Linked DNA regions of Mus musculus: region 2 is linked to region 1. The links are chromatin loops, found by intact Hi-C in ENCODE. Cell type or tissue: left cerebral cortex. All regions are shown on one strand. Links, peaks and the distances in the headings refer to the core of each region. The heading gives the core; the rest is flanking DNA. Region 1 overlaps Gm31990 (a long non-coding RNA gene). Region 2 overlaps Gm10851 (a long non-coding RNA gene).

Evidence for each region. A loop is a pair of places that touch in the nucleus more often than their neighbours do. Peaks named below come from ENCODE experiments on the same cell type or tissue, not always from the same donor. Only the 100,000 strongest peaks of a DNase experiment are listed, where the experiment ranks them.
Region 2: a loop joins it to region 1, with 5 times the contacts of the local background. A loop is called at or near these places in 4 of 42 quality-filtered maps.

The regions. Positions count from the first base shown.
Region 1 is chr2:11,418,361-11,429,025 of GRCm38, reverse strand. Gm31990 (a long non-coding RNA gene) reads left to right here. Exons shown (of 3, transcript XR_865971.1): 3 at 6,398-6,499. It also overlaps the pseudogene Gm13296. Among named protein-coding and RNA genes, the nearest start is that of Gm31990, 24 kb to the left of the region's middle. In left cerebral cortex, for the core only: a CTCF peak has its summit at 6,454 (motif pointing right); DNase peaks (open chromatin) are centred at 2,974, 3,392, 4,593, 5,404 and 2 more places.
Region 2 is chr2:11,524,133-11,534,797 of GRCm38, reverse strand. It overlaps Gm10851 (a long non-coding RNA gene), which reads right to left. Exons shown (of 3, transcript XR_865972.3): 2 at 5,073-5,336; 3 at 4,825-4,954. It also overlaps a transcript of Pfkfb3 not described here. Among named protein-coding and RNA genes, the nearest start is that of Gm10851, 7.8 kb to the right of the region's middle. In left cerebral cortex, for the core only: no CTCF peak of the experiment used is centred there; a DNase peak (open chromatin) is centred at 4,444.

The DNA.
Region 1 (10,665 bases), core at 781-8,780:
AGGTATATTTAATAAAAGTGCTACACTTTAAGCGACAAATGGACAAATGGTTGACAATCTCAATCTGGTCATAATGGTGTCCGCCTCTAACCCAGCACTGCAGAGGCAGGGGTGAGTGGATTGAGCTTTTGAGGCCAGCAAGGGCGACAATGCCAAGTTCCAAGGCAGTCTGAGATAAGGTAATGAGATTTGTCCCAAAAACCAAGGGCTGGCAAGGTGTGGTGGTGTGTGCCTTTAATCTTGGCTGGAGCTCAAGGACACAAAAAGTTTACAAGGTCTACAAAAAGTTTAAGGCAATGAGTACTAAACATGAGTGCTTAGCATAAGTGAGCTGCTAGTCTAACTATCAACACCGCCCCACCCCCAATCAAGACCAAAACAAACACCTAACCCCCCAGGATGGTGATGTAGAAGATCACACAGCCTCACATGTATGTAGGCCCCAGATTGCACTGGGGAAACATTTCATGTGTAGGCACGGATATTTGAGAGTCTAGTAGGACAGTAACAGTTAAGTGCACACATCACCTATGAGCATCTCACTTGACTTCTGCTGATGAAAGCTTGGCTCTTTCAGAGCAGCAGCCTTAGCTGAGAACCTGCAGATTGGCAGGGCTAAATAGCCTCTTATAGATAAGACTACCAGCATAATTATTATTAATTTAAAGTATAACTTTAGGTTGTTTATTTTCTACTTCTCAAATGTACATTGGTGTTCTGCCTGCATGTATATCTGTGTGAGGGGGTCAGATTCTGCATTACAGACAGTTGTGAGCTATCATGTGGGGGCTGGGATTTGAACCAGAGTCCTCTGGAAGAAGAGTCAGTGCTCTTAACCACTCAGCCATCGCTCTAGCCCCCAGGTTGTTTATTATTCATTCTCTGTCTTTCTGTCTCTCTCTGTCTCTCTCTCCCCCTTCCCCCTTCCTCTCTCTCTGTCTTTCTCTGTCTCTCTCTTTCTCCCTGCTCCCCCCCCCCATCTCCCTACATATATGTAGTATCCACAGGCCAGAGGAAAGCAAAGATCCCCTGCAACTAGGAGACTGACCTTGTTTTATATGTACTCTCTATGTGTTCTGGTGTACCCATGCGTAGTTCTATGCAGCTTTACCATGGAGAGATTTTCCCAGCAACTCTCAGATCAAAGCCCAGAGTTTCCATATCCCTGTTAGACTCACTCATCAATCCTCCCAGAGGCTGTGCCTCCTCTCTCCCCAGCTCCTGGCAGCCGCCACTTGCTCCATAGCGCTACAATGTTTCATACTACACGGTATGGCACCATAGGAGAACAGAGCAAGAGTAGGTTTCCTTCTGAGATTCATCCAAGTTGCTGCGTGTATTTGTTGTTGTTTTTTAAGCTGGTGGGTAGGAGGTATCCCCTAACATATGCCAGTTTATTTTAATCTCTTCACTCCGAGGGACATTTGGGTGGACTCCAGTTTGAAGCTAATTATGAATAAAATTGTTATCTACCTGGCAATTTAAAAGATAATGCCGCTATTGACCTGCAGACCAAAGGCTTGCTGAGGGCAGAGAGCATTTCTGACCTCTAAGTGCTTAGCCTAGAGTTTTCACAAAGCTATGGAGGAGAGGTTTGAGTAAGTGGATGCAAGACACCATTGCAGGGCATGGTAAAATGCCAGGGCTAAAATCAGTTTCATAAATTGGACAGATTTGAACCCAAGACCTGACTTTATCTGGGAGAACCAAGACAGGCATGTTCTGGAAAGTTCCTCACCAGTCAAAGGAAAGTGAGTAGCAAAACTCCCGTTCCAGGGCCGGGGTGTGAATTAAAGGAGTTAGCATGTGAAGTCTCAATGCAGTCTGGCGTTAGCCATCGATAATTAATTTCTGTTACTATTGCTATTAGTGGATCACTAATCTGTATACATCATATCAAGATGGTAACAATAGGGTAACTGATAACTTTTTTATTCTTAATTTTTTAGTATGTACTTATTTTGATTTTGTGTGGTGTTGCCCATGTGTGGGCACACACACGTATGTGTGGGTGAGCACGGTGCTATGCCTGACGTTGACATCGTGAGTCTTCCTCAGTTGTTCTCCGTCTGAATTCTTGAGGCAGGATGCACCTCCACAGCTGGGGTTACAGAAGTGCAAAGCTACCACAGCAGGTTTTGATGTGGATGTTGGGATGGGAACTCAGATCTTTTTGTGCTCAGCAAGCACTGAGTCATCTCCCTAGCCCCTGTTGATTTTATCCTTAAGTACTTTCCCCTTTTAAATGAAGGTATATACACCACTATAAAGCCTATATTTATGTGTATTTGGATTTTGTATTCATGTCTATGTGAACAGCTACCATTTCTTTTTCACTTTCTCTCTCCTTTTCTTTTTTCTTTTTTCTTTTTTTTTTGAGACAAAGTCTTACATAACCTCGGCTGGCCTCACACTTACTACGTAGCAAGGGTGACCCTTGAACTTGTGGTCTGCTTGCCTCCACCTCCAGCTACTGCAATTACAGGCACACACAGGTTTCTCAGTGCTATGTAGTGCTAGGGATCAAACCCGAAGCTTGTGTGCAGCAGACAAGTATCCTATACTACTCTGCAATCCTATACAAGCTATCTATATCCCCAGCCCACATTTAACTTCCTGATCTGCCTTCTTGTAAAAATAATAGTTCTAGCTTAATGTTATGCTGTTGTGAATGCATGCATATATGGGATATTTGCATTTCAAAATATTGAGAATTTAGAAGGACTGAAATGTCCTTTTCTGCACAGCCATTCCTGGGTGTTTCCATTAGCTTGGGGAAATGGCATCTGTTTTTAAACAATGGGCTTAGCAGAGTTTATTTTTTTCTTTTTTCCTAGCATTCTATTTTGGCAATAGGACTCTGGTTCATTTCCCCACAAGATTGGTTGGAAGGGAGGAAAGCTCTCTTTTCCCTGGCTTGCTGGCCCGCATGCCTAGGGTCACGTTTGGGGTTGGGGGAGTGCCTCCCCAGTGACCTCCTGGAATGTCAGAGCTCTGACTCACAGAGAGCCTCCCACCAGTCAGCTTGAGGCAGCAATTAGAAACTAACCATTAACCAACTCCTGTGGATGACAGGAGCTGAGCAAAGTTTCCAGCTGTTTGACAGGACCTGTGATATTTAGCAGTACATAAATGAAGTCACCAGCTGTGACATCTCTGGGTGCTTCTTCAGGGGAGGCGCTGGCTTTCTTATGATAAATTACACACTTTGCCTGACCCTGGAAAGATGAGTGTGTGCAGAAAAGGCTGATAAGGACTGGTGTCTGGGAGGGATCTAGGCTTTGCAGATGGCTATAAAAGCCACCAGTAACCAGATAGGATAGGCTACAGGTTCCAGAGCCTTCCCATATGGCCCACCATCGCCCAGAAGCTCACAGGGTAGCTGCATCTGACTAATTTACTTCACACTGGGATTTCTTTGCTCAGCTGCCTCGGGCATTTAAAATACCCAGCTCTGGAGACATCCCACTCATGAACTGAGCCCCACTTCTGCTGTCACTTCCTCCATAGTAACTTTCCTCTCTCTCTCTCTCTCTCTCTCTCTCTCTCTCTCTCTCTCTCTCTCTCTCTCTCTCTTAAAGCCAGGTGATGGTGGTGCACACTTTAACATTTTTTTTTAAGATTTATTTATTTTATGTATGTGAGTACACTATCGCTGTCTTTAGTCACACCAGATCCCATTACAGAGAGTTGTAAGCCACCATGTGGTTGCTGGGAATTGAACTCAGGACCTCTGGAAGAGCAGCCAGTGCTCTTAACCACTGAGCCATCTCTCCAGCCCCCTAGTAACTCTCTTGTCACTACCAGATGGAAACACTCGGTTTTACTCACCTGAGGTGAATCTAGTATGCTATATGCAGTAGTTGCTATGATATTTTGTTTTGATTTGCATTCCATACATCTGTCTCTCATAACTGATACCATCAGATGGCAAAGCTGGCTTGGGTTCTGTCCCTAGAAAATGTGTGTGGTCCCAAATCAATAGCAGAAGGGCCAACAGATATTTGTCACCTTATCTGAAGGTAGGGAGGGCATGGGAGTAGGAGCATAGGGTAGCTGGTCACACTGGGTACACAGTCAGGAAGCAGAGATCCACGAATATAGTGATCAGCTAACTTTCTTTGTATTTATTCTGAGACCACCAGCTCATGGGTTGATGCTACATACCTACATTTAGGGTGGGTCCTCTCACCTCAGGTAACCCAGTTCAGAAATCACCACTGACATGCCCACACGTGGTGATTCAAAATCCTATTGAGCCAGGCGTGGTGGCGCACACTTTTAATCCCAGCACTTGGGAGGCAGAGACAGGCAGATTTCTGAGTTCGAGGCCAGCCTGGTCTACAGAGTGAGTTCCAGGACAGCTGGGGCTACACAAAGAAACCCTGTCTCGAAAAACCAAAAAAAAAAAAAATACTATTGAGATGATAAGTCGCATTAATTGCCAAGGATGGGCCATGACAACTGTCTGGAATGCTCACCAGCATCTTTGAGATCCTCTTCTGGCTGTACAGTTATTTCCTCACATCCTCTGTGATAATTGTGACTGTGGCATCTATTCCTGGCAGATGGAGTGTGTTTGTATCACTCCTAGTCACTCTAGAACAACTTGCTATACTTGAGTCTCACCCCCTCCTACACCGGCTCTCAGAATGGAAAAGACCACGAGGCTCTTGGGAGGAGACAGAGCCACAGATAGAAGTCAGAGGTCAGAATCGCTGTCTGAGTAGGCTAGCTGTGCTCAGATGAAGGCTTGTCTCTTAGGTGGTTCTAGATCCTGTTAAGTTGCCAACCATCACAGATCCTTACCAGAGGCAAGCGCCCATCACCTGATGGGACAGACTACAGGAGCCTCCAGCAAAGACCCACTTGTCCTTTTCTCTCACACAAATAATCAGGCTTTTATAATGTCTACTAATCCTAAGAACATTAGGATTTTGTAACATCTACCATTACCAAGAACATAAAAATTAAGTAACGAACCCTAGACAACTCCGCAGGCATCTACTCAAAAGGGGGAAAAATTCCCAAAGTAAGCGAATGACTTGGCAAAATCATCTTTTATTCTGTTGTTACCAAACTTACGGGCTTGGTTCAATCATATGCGTGTGAAACATCCCATTTTTCTATGTCTGAATGCATACATATGTGTTCATTCCATTTTTCTGCGTGTCCTTATCTCTTTTTCCCCCTCCAGCCTAAAGATTGCTTTATTTTTATTTATTTATTTTTTTGATTAGTAGGCATTAAGTAGAGGTAGCCAGCTGCCTTCCAGATGTCCTGCCTTCTTGATGTTCCCACAAGGACACAGGCTTTGAAAAAGTAAAGCTAAAGAAACTTTTATTCTGTTTTATGAGCTGCTCTGTCATGTCACCCACCCACACATACACACAGCTCCCACATGGAAAGGCACAGAATAGTCTTCAGGCAGAATGAATGGTGCAGGAGAATATGGAGCACAGCGGGAAGTGGGAGCTAAACTTCCTAGCCGTGCAAAAGCTGTCAGTACCAAATATCCCAACTGGAGACACCACAGTCTGACCCTGATCAAATGGATCCAGGGCTGAGGAAGTAGCTCAAGAACACTTGTCTTCTAAGTGTGGGGACCTGGGATGGATTCCCCAGAATCTTTGTAAAAAAATAAGAATGGAGTCCATGCTAATCCCAGTGAAAACTAGAGATTTGTGAACCCCTGGGTTCACTGGCACCAACTTATCAGTGGATTAACTCACGATCCATCTGAGGCTTAGTGGCCCATCAGGCTGGCAGAGGGGCGGAGCTGGCTGGAGGAAGAAGGCTACAGAACCGTTGCCTCCAGAGATTGATCTTGTCCTTGAGACCCTCTCTCTGTCTCTCTGCTTCCTGGCCAGTTTGTGGTTTTGAAAGGTGAGCTCTTAGATACTCTTGCTACTATGCTCTTGCTTCACCATCATGAACTCTAACCCTTTGAAACCATAAGCCCATTTCTTTTTCCTTCTCTAAGTTGCCCTGGTCACAATGTCTTATCACAGCAGTAGAAACCCTAGATAATACAGCACACATCAGATTCTTTAAGCTTGAATAATGTCTTGCTGCACATTATGTGCCCCGTTTTGCTTAACCTCTCATTCATTAGCAGGCATCTGGGCTGTTTCTACTTTAAGGCGATGGTGAACAATGCCATGAACTATACAGAAGGATTACAGTTCCTGCCTTTATTTGTCAGTTTTGGGTAATAAACCTAGAAGCGGGATAGACGGATCAAATACTAATTTGGTGTTTTTATTTTGAGGAACTGGCAAACTATACTCTGAGAGCAGATATCATGTTTTAAATCTATCATCCCCTGCTGATCACCCCTGTGCCTGTTCTAAGTTCTTTTAAAAGTCATTTACAGATTTATTTTTTGTGTGTACAGGTGTTATGACTGCATGCATGTTTGCGCATCATGTGTGGTGCAGTACCTGCAGAGGCCAGAAGAGGGATTCCAGATGTCCTGGGGCTGGAGTTTATGGTTGTGAGCTGCCAGGTGGATACTGGGATTTGAACCTGAGACTTAACCACGGAGCCATCTCTCTATCATCTCTTTACTTTTAATCTATTAACATTTTTTGTTTTGCTTTACTTTTATCTGTTGTTTGTTTGTTTTGAGACACACGATCTCACTATGGGGCTTCTGCTGGCCTGGAGCTCACCATGCAGGCCAGGGCAGCCCTGAACTCATTCACTTGTCACCGCCTCCCAAGTGCTGGGGTTAAAAGAGCGTGCACCATCATGCTTGGCTCTTTTTTAAATTTTAATTTGGCTTTCAGTTAGACAGTAGCTGAGAAGAGGCGGGGACCAGTAAGAACAGGAGGGGACAAAAGGAGATAATGGGATGCAGATGTGATCGAAATTAGATACATGTGACAATGTCATGATGAAATCCATTATTAGGCAACTAACATACGCTAATACAAACAATATAAAATAAGACTTTGAGACTACAGCATACACTGCAAGTTTACTTTCAGATAACATCCTGCCACTTCACAGGCAGAACAAGTACTTTATCCACACAGAATTTCTTGTGTCTGTCTTCCATCCCTTATATCACCACCATTGCTAATTTCCCTGGTCCATCAGATCCATAGATAAGCAAAATAAAAGATTTTATTTACCTGCATTTATCCCTTCTCCAGTATTCTTCATTTCTTTACATACAGTGAGCTTCTTTTCTTTTTTAAAGCAGTATTTAAAATTTATTTTATGTGTATGAGAGTTATGCCTGCAAATATGTATGTGTACAATGTGCGTATCCAGTGCCTTTGAAAGGCATTGGATCCCTTGGAATTGGAATTACTGACAGTTGTCAACTGCCATGTGGGTGCAGGGAATCGAACCTAGGTCTTGGAAGGGTGTGTGCAAAAACCAAAAACCAAAACAAAATCTCAAGTACCCTTCATCATTAGGCAATATCTTCAGGACTCTTAAGTTTTCAGATCATAGCATTTCTACCTCTGGCTAGCTCTCTTTAACACTCCATGAAAGGCCGTTCTCCTGAGGATGCATTTCTCCAGTGTTTCTCTGAGAAAGCCATGTTTTTTGGGGGAGAGAAGTGGGGGGGGGGTTGCAGCAAACTTTATTGATGGTATTCAAGAGAGTAGGGAGGGCTCCCCAGGCCCCTCCTGTTATTATGAGGGTCTAGGATGGAAATTGTGGGGGAGATGCTCAGTGTTGGGGGCCGAGTTGGGACAGGGACTCCTCAGCAACTGAGGGCCTCTCTCTTGCTCTCAGTGTCCTTGCTGGGGTGGGTGGTCCAGTGTTTCTCACTCCTTGGAGGCCATGTAGACCATGAGGTTGGTTGTACACCACCCTGTTGCTGTAGCTGCATTCATTGTCATACCAGGAAATGAGCTTTACAAAGCTGTCATTGAGAGCAATGCCAGCCCCAGCATCAAAGGTGGAAGAGTGGGAGTTGCTGTTGAAGTCTCAGAAGACAACCTGGTCCTCAATGTAGCCCAGGATGCCCTTCAGTGGGCCCTCAGATGCCTCCTTCAGTACGTTCTTGATGTCATCATACTTGGCAGATTTCTCCATGCGGCATGTCAAATCCACAACGGATACATTGGGGGTAGGAACATGGAAGGCCATGCCAGCGAGCTTCCTGTTCAGCTCTGGGATGACCTTGCCCACAGCCTTGGCAGCACTAGTGGATGCAGGGATGATGCTCTTGGCAGTGCCATGGCCATCAAGGCACAGCTTTCCAGAGGAGCCAGCCAGCCACAGTCTTCTGAGTGGCAGCGATAACATGAACTGTGGTCATGAGCCCTTTCATGATGCCAAAGTTGTTATGGATGACCTTGGCTGGGGGGCTAAATAGTTGGTGGTGCAGGATGCATTTCTGACAATCTTGAGTGAGTTGTCATATTTCTCATGGTTCACACCCACCACAAACATGGGGGCATTGGCAGAAGGGGCAGAGATGATGATCCTTTAGTCCCCACCCTTCAAGTGGGCCCCAGCTTTCTCCATGGTGGTGAAGACACCAGTAGACTCCACTACATACTTAGCACCAGCATCACCCCATTTGATGTTAGAGGGTCTTGCTCCTGGAAGATGGTGATGGGTTTCCCATTGATGACAAGCTTCCCATTCTCAGCCTTGACTGTGCTGTTGAGTTTGCCATGGGTAGAGCCATACTGCTACATGTAGACCATATAATTGACGTCAATGAAGGGGTTGTTGATAGCAACAATCTCCACTTTGCCAGCTGCAGGGCAGAAGGCAGCCCTGGTAACCAGGTGCCCAATACTGCCAAGTCCACTCACACCGATTTTCACCATCTTGTCTATGGGACGAGACTGGCACTGCACCAGATGCAGCCATCTCTGAAACAGGGAGGAGCAGAGAGTTGATGTACTGGCTAGTTTTGTGTCAACTTGACACAGCTGGAGTTATCACAGAGAAAGGAGCTTCAGTTGAGGAAATGCCTCCATGAGATCCAACTGTAAGGCATTTCCTCAATTAGTGATCAAGGGGGAAAGGCCCCTTGTGGGTGGGACCATCCCTGGGCTGGTAGTCTTGGTTCTATAAGAGAGCAGACTGAGCAAGCCAGGAGAAGCAAGCCAGTAAAGAACATCCCTCCACGGCTTCTGTATCAGCTCCTGCTTTCTGACCTGCTTGAATTCCAGTCCTGACTTCCTTGGTGATGAGCAGCAGTATAGAAGTGTAAGCCGAATAAACCCTTTCCTTCCCAACTTGATTCTTGGTCATGATGTTTGTGCAGGAATAGAAACCCTGACTAAGACCGTCGACTTGCATAAAATTATGCCCTCCATCATGAAAGGCTCCTCTCTCATGCTCATTGGCTAAAGTAGATACGCAGAAAAATGGAGGAAGTGCTGGTTCACATTACCAACACACACAGAAACTGTGAATAACAGCTGAGATGCAATGAAATATCACTTCACAAAACATCAAAAGTCCCACTTTTTAGAACTGGATTGAGAGCTTCGGTGGTTAAGAGTACCAGCTCTTCTTCCATAGGGTCCCGGTTTGCATCCCAGCACCCACATGGCAGCTCACAATCATCTGTAATTCCAGTCTTGGGGAATCCAGTGACTTCTTCTGGTCTCCACAGGACCAGCCATGCACGTAGTGTATATACATACATGTAGGTAAAGCACTCGTACACAAACCTCCCACTTTCTAAGTATGCCTAGGCAAGCCTGATCAGTGTAGGAAATCCAAGTCTTTCCTCAAGATTCTGTTGCTGGGGCTGGGACTGGGTAGCTCAGTTGGTAGAGTGTTCAACATGCATGAGGCCCTGGGTTCTGGCCCCACTACTACATAAACCAGTTGTACTACATGCCTGTAGTCCCAGCACTCAAGAGGTGGAGGCAGAAGAATATGAAGTTCAAGGTCAACCTCAGCTACATAGTGAGTTCAAGACCAGCTTGGGACACTTGAGACCCTGTCTTAAAAGAAGAAGAGAAAGAAGGGGAGAAGTGTAGTTGGGGGGGGGGATAAGGGAGACAAGGGAGACGAAGAGGAGGAGAAAAGGAAAACTGAAATGAATTGAAAATTAAAAGGTTATGTTGTTATTTCCATTGATTGTGAGCGTGCACAGATGAGTCTGAGTTTAATTTCCCCTTATTTTTGTTTTCTTTACAACTAGGTCTTAGAGTTTGTATGTGTGTGTGTGAGAGAGAGAGAGAGAGCGAGAGAGAGAAAGAGAGAGGGGAGAGAGAGAGAGAGAGAGAGAGAGAGAGAGAGAGGGAGAGAGAGAGGAATAACTTCAAAGAAGATTCAAACAATACTTGCAGATACAGCTTGAAGTTAGGTGTACTTTAAAAAGGACAAAGACAGGGCTGAGGATGGCCTGGCAGTCGAGAGCACACAGTCCTCTTGCAAAGGTCCACAGGCTGTGTGTCCAGCACCCACACCAGTTGACTCACAGCAGCCAGTAACCCCAGCTCCAAGGGACCCAGTGCCCCCCTCTGCCTTCTGTGGAGCATCTGCATGCATGTTCACATGCCCCACATATGAACACGACACACATATGAACATACAGACACATGAGTACAAATTTTAAAATAAAACTTTCGTTTAAAAAAGAAGGAAAAGGACAACTGAAAGAATTTATCCCGCACATATGTAGCAGATGTGCAGCTTGGTCTTCGTGCAGGTTCCCCAACAACTGGA
Region 2 (10,665 bases), core at 1,283-9,282, 110 kb before region 1:
GGAGAGGCTCATGATTTCGATCTGCTAGTATTTGGAAGGCTGGGTAAACAGGAGGTTGTGTTGGTCTTGCTTTTGCCTCGGGGGATATAAACTTATAGGAGCCAAATTTGAGATTCATTACTGAAAAATTATAGGGTTCTGTCCAGGAATCAGATTGAGCTAGAAGTTCACATTCACAGGAGAGAGAGATGGGTGCCTAAAACTCAGTTTTCATCTTGCGTACCCCAAGCCTTTGTGTATCCATAAAAGAATTTATCCTGATAGATAGATAGATAGATAGATAGATGATAGATAGGTAGATAGATAGATGATAGATAGGTAGATGACCTTGCAAAAAGTGATATAGTCTGCAGGGTTCTGCGTCGATTTATCATTTGGTCTGGAAGGTTCGCTCTTTAAGGTGTGTTGCTGCTCTATGTACAGGTGGAAAAGGACTGCCCAGCACTAAGGAAGGATGTCCCATCTCCACCTCACCAGGAAGTATGATCCTGACTATGGGTTTAACAAATACAACGGCATCGTGATATCAGCAGCTGTTCATTGTTTCCTACCCTGTCCCCAGCTTTCTAACCCTTCCCCTCCTCAAAGCAGATTAGATCTGCAGAGCTGTGTCTTATTTTTTTTTATTTTTTTATTTTTATTTTTATTTTTTTGGTTTTTCAAGACAGGGTTTCTCTGTATAGCCCTGGCTGTCCTGGAACTCACTTTGTAGACCAAGCTGGCCTCGAACTCAGAAATCTGCCTGCCTCCGCCTCCCGAGTGCTGGGATTAAAGGCGTGCGCCACCACTGCCCGGCTCAGAGCTGTGTCTTAAGGATGAATTTGACCTGAGTACTTATTACCTAGAAGATAACACAGAGTCTACTTCCCTGAAAAGTCAGGAGAGAGATGCTGGTCTGCATCAGCTCTGTGGTCCCTGGGTTTTGGTTTGGTATTACCCTAGGGATATCTGGGTATGATCGTATATATGTATAATCCTAGCAGGTAGTCAAGAGATCAGGAATTCAAGGCCAGTCTTAGCTTCATAGCAAGTTAGAGACCAGGCTGGGCTACGTGAGATCTTGCCTTTAAAAGATGTACACACACAAATACACAAACAGGCCTGCCCCTGCCCCTACTATCCTACAGGGTAGGTACTAATATCCCTTATTTCAAGAGTCAGAAACAGGAGGATTGCCACGAGTCAAGGGCAGTCTAGGCTACAAACTATGAATTCCAGGCCAGCCTGGGCTGCAGAATGAAGCACGAACTTTCAGAGGTGCTAAATGTTTTAGATAAAAATTTCCTTCTGTGTTTTTCTTTTTGAGTCAGGGCCTCATGTAGCTCAGACTAAGAACCCATCCTGAAACTTTGATATCAAAGTTTTGTTTGTTTGGTGGGTTTTGTTTGTGTTTTGCTTAGAAGGATTTACCCAAGGCAGCATTCACACCTGGTTGCTTCTCTGTAATGAGTGCTGTTTTTTTGTATTTTGTTTTTGTTTTTAGAGTTCCTGAAGTCATGTTGGCCTTAGATGGCCCTTGGGGAGAACACCTTTTGCATTCTTACTCTTGGGCCTGGAAAAGTATAATATGGGTATCCATGGTAACCAGTAGAGCGGCATCTCAGTGAGTGGAAGGCTATAGGTAGCTAAAACGAAGCCACCATGACTCAGTGGGCGTCTCAAAGACTGGCATCATCGCTGAAGAGTAGATCTTCTCTGCTTGAGAGACTTGATTTTAACGGGGGGGGGTGGCATAGGTGACACTGAAGGGAAGAGGGGACCATTGGGATCTGCAGAGGGGCTTACAGATTACATGGAATCTTGCTGGGGAGGTAGCTCAGCTGCTAGAGAACTTGTATGCATGTTCTGGCTACAATGGTAACCCTGGGAGCTACAATGGGTTCCCTGGTGCTACAATGACCTGGGAGTGGTGGTACGGCCGACGTCCCTGGTGCTACATGACCTGGGAGCGGTGGTACATGCCTATAATACCAGGACTCTAGAGGCCAAGGTGTTCAGATCATCCTTAACTCTCTAGGGAGTTTGAGACCAGACAGATGGGAACTGCACCCTGTTTTAGAAGCAAACAGCTAGGTGTGGTGACACATACCTTTAATCCGAGCACTAGGGAGGCAGATACAGGTGGATCCCTGGGAGTTTAAAGCCAGTGTGGTCTACACAGTCCAGCTAAAGCTATACAATTGAGGCAGTGTCTCAAACAATAAACAAAAAAGCCACCTCTCAATATTCACGTTTAAGAAAAAACCCAGATGCTGAGATCTGTCTGAAGAACTGACCAGGAGGGACCAGAAGAGATCAGAAGAGGGACTGTCCTTGCCTGCCTCCCAAATACACACTTATATAAGGTTGTTCTTCTTGTTTTTCTTTCCCTTGCCTGTGTGTTTCTTTAAGGCTTTCCCAGTCTTTTTTTTTTTTTTTTAGGTTTCAGTTCTAGAATGTTGAGATGGAAGGGTTTGTGGTTTTGTGTGAGACCGGATCTTGCTGTGTATCCCAAGCTATGAATCCAGGCAGCCTCACCCTCTCAGTGACTTCTCCCACCTCAGCATCCCGGATGTTAGGATTATAGAAAGGCACCTTTGCACTGGGCTATCTGATTTTGCTCCTAAGCAAAAGAGCCTTGTTTACCAGAGCTCTCGAAATAGATACTTAGTCTCAAGACAGGGTGTGGCATCCCCTAAAAATGGCTGAGCTCAGTTGTCATTCTATCCTTCATGGTTCATTCGATGGCTGGGTGGTCTATTGAAAGTAGCTTTAGCTAGCTACGGTCCAAGTGCTTTCCCTTCTGTTCCTCTAGTTTTTGTTTGAAGGGTGGATGTTTCTTTGAGACATGTCTCATGTAGCTCAGGCTAGACTGGAACTCACTGTTTACTTGGTTGTCTTTAAACTTGTATCAATGCTCCTGCCTTAGCATATTGTTAATTATTTGCTTATTTTTATTTTATATGCATTGGTGTTTTGATTGCATGTATTCTGTGTGAGAGTATCCTGCGACCCTGGAACTAGGGTCACAGACAGTTGTGAGCTGCCATGTGGGTGCTGGGAAATGAACCCAGGTCCTCTGGAAGAGCAGCAAGGGCTCCTAACCACTGAGCCGTCTCTCCAGCCCTGTATTTTTAAAAACTGTTAGCTGAGCATTGTGGCACATCCCTTTGATACCTGCTGTCAGGATGCAGAGGAAGGCAGATCTCTTCAGTATAAGGTCAGCTTGGTTTATATTTGAGTTCTAGGACATCCAGGGCTATATAGAGAGACCCTGTCAATAATAATAATAATAATAATAATAATAGTAGTAGTAGTAGTAGTAGTAGTAGTAGTAGTAGTAGTAGTAGTGTGTGTCTGTGCCTAGGTATCTTTATGGTGTCTTTAGAGGCCAGAAGAGGGCATCAGTTCCCCAGAACTGTAGTGACATGAAAGTTGTCACAAGACCTTTTATTGTTCTTTTTGAGACAGAGCTTCTCTTTCTTTCTCTCTTTCTCTTTCTCTCTCTCTTTCTTTCTTTCTTTCTCTCTTTCTTTCTTTCTTTCTTTCTTTCTTTCTTTCTTTCTTTCTTTCTTTCTTTCTTTCTTCCTTCCTTCCTTCCTTCCTTCCTTCCTTCCTTCCTTTCTTTCTTTCTTTCTTTCTTTCTTTATTTCCTTTTTAAAGATTTGTTTATTGTTATATGTAAGTACACTGTAGCTGTCTTCTGACACACCAGAAGAGGGCGTCAGATCTCTTTAAGGATGGTTGTGAGCCACCATGTAGTTGCAGGGATTAGAAGAGCAGTCAGTGCTCTTAACCGCTGAGCCATCTCTCCAGCCCGGAGCCAGGCTTTCTTGAAACAGGGTTTCTCTGTGTAGCCCTGGCTATGCTGGAACTTGCTCTGTAGACCAGGCTTCTAACTCCGGGATCTGCCAGCCTTGGCATACGCCTGCTGTTTGGTTGGTTGGTTTTGTGGTTTTTTTTGTCTTTTGTTTTGTTTTGTTTGAGACAGGGTCTCTATGTAGCCCTGGAGGTCTTGTAATTATGTGTGTATCCTAGGCTGTCCTAGAACTCACAGTTCATTTGCCACATCCTCTGAGTTTTGATATTAGGGGAATGTGCCAGCCTTATCCTTAACTCATCTTTCTAAGTCTGTTCTTTTTCATACGTGGGTTTGTCATGTACACACATGCAGTACCACACGCATTCATAATAGTAAGCATCTTAGTGGAGGTAGTAATTTGTTATTAGCCAAGATTAGCTCCTCCTATTCAAAGCAGGGATGGGATAGCAGAGAGCAAGCCAGCACTTCCTGAGCTGGAATGCGTGGAAATTGTCAACTATTTCAGTGGCAAATTGTTATGCTATGGATCTGGCTGGAGCCCAGAGTTCTGTAGTTGGAAGGATGACTCAGAAAGCGTGAGCTGGGCACCTTTGCCTCTGTGGCAGTGTCTGAGTCACTGAGGGAAACCCGAAAACCACTAGGTGTCAGGGACAGATGCTGTGCCGTCTGCTGGAACACCGAGGTCCTGGATTTGAGATCGCAAGGAAGTCCCTGCTTGCTCACTCAGTGAAGTCATCGGCACATTTGCTGGGACTGTTCCCATCAAGGAAGTGTGGTAAATTTCCCAACCTTGGCTTGCATCATGGTCCAGATGGCTTCTGTGGCCCACTTCAGCAGAGGGGAAGGGGCTGATGCAGCCAAAAGAATCAAACTTTGCTTCAGGTTGAGGAAGGAGGTAGGCATGGGCTGTGCTTGGAGTAGAAGCAGTTCTGGGCCTTGCTCTCCCTCCCTCCTGCAGGATCAACATCAAGGCTTGAGAAGAAAGTAGGATGCCCACTAATTCCTAAGGCACCAACGTTCTGTGAATCTACAACCGTTGTTTCTTTGAATCCAGGAAGCAAGGGTTCTTTGTTACACCTTTGCAATGATAGTGAGACGCTGAATCCTTAAGTGTTATCTAACAGCTGATAGTGTTGTGTGACAAAACTTTTCCTGGAGAGATAAAACACAGTCATCAACTCACCCCAGAAAGGAAACCCATGACAGACCAAAGTATGGATGCCACCATAGTCCACCCTGGTGAACCAAGAGTTCTATCATGGTTACTTACAGAAGCGTTGGTGAGGGGTTGCTTACAGGAGCAGAAGTTACTCAAAGACAGCTGCATCAACAGAGCCCACCCCAGCTCACAAAGACTGATAGACCTGGAGCACACTGCACAGGCAGCTCAACAGATCAGAGGGTGTCCTTTCCAGGTGCCACGGTTGCTCTAAATCTCCAGGTGTCTGGGCTGGCTTCTGATTCTTCCAGGCAGTAAGTCTGGTCTGGGAGTCTCCTTTGTAGCTCGGCTCTGCTTTCTCTGGCATGGTGGGCCCTAGTGAATCAGGTCAGTTTTCAAGAGTTTTTAATTTGTTTCCCTCTCTGCTTTAAGAGCTCAATGTTTCAATATCAGAGGCAACTGTTAACTCCCAGACCTGTAATCTCATCATGCAAGAGGCAGAGACAGGAGAAACTCAAGAACAGGCTTGGTTTTACATCTTACTCAAAGCCAATTTGGGTATGACTTTATTGCCAGTGTTTGGGAGGCAGAGGCAGATGTGAGGCTAGCCTGGTCTCTAGCAAGTTCCAGGCTAGTCAGAACTACAGAGTGAGACCCCGTATCATGAACAAATAAAAAACAAAAACTCCAACAAAACCAGGGCTGGGGATATAGCTCCGTTGGTAGAGTCTTTAAAAAACAAGCACGAAGCTTTGGGTTCTATTTCCAGCAGTAAAGTGAGCAAAGCAACCGGGGACTGTATCTAAGAGTCAGGATGTGGAGGTGATACGACCAGAAGCTCAGGGTCAGCGTTGTCTATAACGTGAGTTTGAGGCCAGCCTGGCTACATGAGATACTGTTCTCTCATAAAAAAGAAAGAAAGAAAGAAAGGAAGAAAGAAAGAAAGGAAGGAAGGAAGGAAGGAAGGAAGGAAGGAAGGAAGGAAGGAAGGAAGAGAAAGAAAGAAAAAAGAAAACAAACTGTGTATGGGAGGGAGGCGGGGCTGGGTGTAGTTGGAGTTATCCTTGAGAAGACCTGCCCTGACCTACCACAGGGCCTCAGGCCTTTCTCCTCTCCTCTCTTTCTGGCCTGGAGAAGCACTCTGACATCCCAGATGACCCTTCGAGATAAAGAGAAACTTGTGAAGTTCCAAGGGATTTACTGATAAAGCGTCTTATCTCAGTGTGGCTTCTACTGGAAGCTGCAGGTCTGAGAAAGCCAAGCACCTTCAGTGCCTCTCTTTTATCCCTTGCATCCCGAGGTCTCCCAGGTTAGCTCATCCTGGATGTGGGTGATGTGACTCTCCCCTTCTGTGTTTACATCATCCAGGTGTTTCCCTAGTGAAACATCTGGATGTCCCAGTGCCATGCCCTGTCACCAGCAGACCTGACAGAGCCTCTGCCAACAGGTTTCTCAGTTCCCTCAAGACACCCAGGAGTCAGTGGGAATGGGTTCCTTTGTGGTCAAGTCCTGAGAAACCCAATTTCCAGCACACTGAATGGGAGCATACACCATGGGTCACCTGTTCAGACATCAAACCATTAGCAACTCTTTTAAAGTCTCCTTGTAACCTGTGGGGAACAGAATGAAAACACTCATTCATCCAAAAAAGCTGAGGTGGGGGCTGGGAGAGAGATAACTCACTTTGTATCTGTCTAGTTAGCTGTGAGTTCCATACCCAGCATTGAATAAACATGTCTATGACCTCAGCACTTGGAAAGTAGAGGCAGGAGGATCAATGTTTAAGGTTAGGGTCTTAGTCACTGTTCTACTGCTGTGAAGAGACACCATGACCAAGGCTTTGGTTTTTCGAGACAGGGTTTCTCTGTATAGCCCTGGCTGTCCTGGAACTCACTCTGTAGACCAGGCTGGCCTTGAACTCAGAAATCCGCCTGCCTCTGCCTCCCAAGTGCTGGGATCAAAGGCGTGCACCACCACCACTCGGCGGCAACTCTTTATTTTATTTTACTTTTTGCTATTTTTTTTTATTGAATATTTTCTTTATTTGCATTTCAAATGTTTTTCCCTTTCCATGTGTCCCCTTCAGAACCTCCCTATTCCATCCCCCATTCCCCTGCCTCTATGAGGGTGCTCCCCTACTCACCCACTCCCATCTTTTCTTCCTGCCATTCTACACTGGGGCATCAAACACCCTCAGGCCCAAGGGCCTCTCCTCCCACTGATGTCCAACAAGGCCATCCATCTTCTGCCACATATGTGGCTGGAACCAAGGGTCCTTCCATGTATATTCTTTGGTTGGTGGTCCAGTCCCAGGGAGCTCCAGTGGGGGGGGGGGTCTGGCTGGTTGACACTGTTGCTCCCCCTACGGGGCTGCAAACCCCCTCAGCTCCTTCAGTTCCTTCTTTAACTCCTCCGTCAGGGACCCCCATACAAAGTCCAATGGTTGGCTGCAAGCATCCCCCTCTGTATTTGTCAGGCTCTGGCAGAGCCTCTCAGGAGACAGCCATATTAGGCTCCTGTCAGCAAGTACTTCCCAGCATCCACAATAGTGTCTGGGTTTGGTGTCTGTATATGGGATGGATTCCCCAGGTGGGGCAGTCTCTGGATGGCCTTTCCTTCAGTCTCTGCTCCACACTCCATATTTCCTCCTGTGAGTATTTGTTCCCCCTTTATTTATTTTTTTTAAAAAGCATTTAACTGGGGACTTGCTTACAGTTTCAGAAGTTTAACTCATTATCCTCATGGCAGGGAGCGTGGCAGTACATGGGGAGCTGGAGCAGTACCGGAGTATCCTGATCCACAAGCAGACAGACAGACAGACAGACAGACAGGCACTGGGCTTGGCATAGGCTTTTGAAACTTCGGAGTTCCCGAAGTCCAAGCTTCCTAAGACCATTTTCAGCCCTATCCCCTCCTTCTCTTCCTGTCTCCCTGGGCCTAGGTTAGGCATTTAAGGTCTGGGAGCCTGAGCTGGAATGATTGTGAGTTCAACTCCAGCCTGGGCTTCAAAGTGAGGCTTTTTTTTTTAAAGAGAAAGAAAGAAAGAAAGAGAGAGAGAGAGAGAGAGAGAGAGAGAGAGAGAGAGAGAGAGAAAGAAAGAAAGAAAGAAAGAAAGAAAGAAAGAAAGAAAGAAAGAAAGAAAGAAAGAAAATCAGTGTGGAGACAGCCAAACACAGATACTTTAAAAAGGAAATTTATAAGCTAAGATTTGGTGACATAAAGGAAGTTACAGAAAAAGTTAGCCTCAGATGTGACCAGGTTGACCTTTCTCTGAAGCTCCCGTATTTCTAGTGACCTCTGTTATCTTCATATGCTCATTCGAAACCTGAAACGTTCGTGTGGTTCATGCTGGTCTAACACATCTCAGTCAGATCCTTTTACTGACCTAGGCCTGTTTACAAGAAGAAACTGACACTTCGCTGACCGGCCCGCCAGCCAGCCCATCTCCCTTTAACTTGTTTCTTAATCCAGCCTCAGAGTTCTTAGAAATGTCATTGGTCAGTAAACAATAAACAAGTCCATTTCCCTCTGCCTCACAATGTTGGGTGCACCTGGCTGAGGACATCATACCACACAGGCAGGGGCCACCGGCATCCAGCTCAGGTTCTGCTGGATAAGCCTGGGATCCTCTCCCGGGTCCATTGGCCTAGAGCTGTCCTGGACTTGCCAGCTAAGGCCCTGGCCTTGTTGGGCTTGTTTTTTAACCTAGGATGTTGGATGCCCTGCTGACTTGGACAAGAGCAGAAGCCTGAAGCTGGATGTGGTGGCTCAGGCGTGTGATCCACACTTGGGACTCAGGCAGGAAACCTGCTGTGAGTTCAAGGTCAGTCTGCAACAAAGTGACATTCTGTCTCAGTTCGTTCCAAAATAAACAAGAAAACAACAAACAAATCAAGGATAAAAGCAAACAGCAACAAAGAAACAAATAGAAATGAGACAGGGCCTGGTGGTGTCTTCCTGCAATCCTGACGGTGGGAAGTGGAAGCAGGGGGGTTAGGAATTTGAGGATAACCTTGGCTCAGCATCTCTGTGTGCTCTGTGCACACACCAGCTGCATCTCTTTTGTTTCTAGGCATAATATAAACGAGTATCTAGAGAGGAGAGAAATACAAGCTGTTCTTTTTTTTTTTTTTTTTTTTTTGGTTTTTTTCAAGACAGGATTTCTCTGTGTAGCCCTAGCTGTCCTGGAACTCACTTTGTAGACCAGGCTGGCCTCGAACTCAGAAATCCGCCTGCCTCTGCCTCCCAAGTGCTGGGATTAAAGGCGTGCGCCACCACCGACCAGCCTACAAGCTGTTCTTTACATGGTTATAATTCCTAGAAAATAGAGGCATTTCATTCCCTAGCCGCCAACCCCCCCCCCCCTTTCTGGTTTAGGACAGTTTCTTTTTTCTCATTCTTCATTGGTTCTATGATAATTTTACACATACAATTTTGATCATATTCACCCTTCCCTACTCCTCTCAGATCCACCCATATCTCTCTTACTCATCCATCCAACTTTGTATCCTCTGTCTCTCCTCCTCCCCTTCCCCTCCCCTCTACTTCCCCTCCCCTTCCCCTCCCTTCCCCTCCTCTCCTCTCCTCCCCATCCCCTTCCCCCTCCCTCCCCCTCCTCCTCCCCTCCCTCTCCAAACACATTGAGTATAGCTGCCACTACCCATGTTCTCTTGCATACATAGCCTTCCACTGGAGCATGGTTGACCATCCAGGAGCCCTGCACTCAAAGAAAATGAACTTTCCCTCTCCCGCAGCTACCGTTTGTCCAGTAGATCTTTATCTGGGGGTTTGATTACACGCCCCCATTCTTTCTACATGCTGGGGAAGCTGGGCTTGAGCTTGTGCAGGTCTTATGCAAGCCGTCTCAACTACTGTAAAGTTGTATGTGCAATTGCCCCTGCTGTGTCCCACAGCCACTTTCCTGGTAGTCAACAGCTGCCTCTGGCTCACACAGCCTTTCTCACCCCTGTTTTGCAATTGTCCCCAACCCTTGGGAGGCGGTGAATGATGAGACATTTAGGGGTGAGCAGCCTATAGTCTCCTATTACCTGAACCTAAGAAGCCTCTGACGGCAGTTGGGAGATGGTTATCTATGAGAATAAGGATGCCTAATTAGGGATTGGTTTAATACTATGCCTGTTTACCAGAATTCTCCCCAGGGGCCTGGGACCTGTCTAGCCATAGGTTCTTTGACCCGATAACAGTGCCAGATACAGGTTTTATATTGTAGATCAGTCTAGACAGGATTTCTCTCTGTGGCTCAGGTTGGTCTTGAGCTCATGGCAGAACTCCTGCCTCAGCCTCCCAAGTGCAAGATGACATTGGTGAGCCACTGCACGAGATTCTATCTCGCAGTCATAGTACATCCATATGCGGTGTTAACCCCGTCTCCATCACAACAATTTCAGCCACTTCCAGTTGCTATGCCCACATCCCATGTGCCTAGAGTCGCCTACAATTGTTGCAATTGAAGAGGGGACTGAGTACTGAATGCGGGAACTCCCTCAAGTGCAGAGGAATGCTAGTGTGGTTGGCATCGTCTTATTTTAGGGATGCGAACATGCCTAATAACTTAGTGATAGGGAGATGGTGGCAGAAAGAGCTGTAGGAGGGCAGTGCCAGCCAGCCTTGTCCTTTCTTTAAGAAAAACAAAGACAACCTAGCTTTCTGATGTGCATCAGTGAGATTTGTTCCCTTTTGTGCT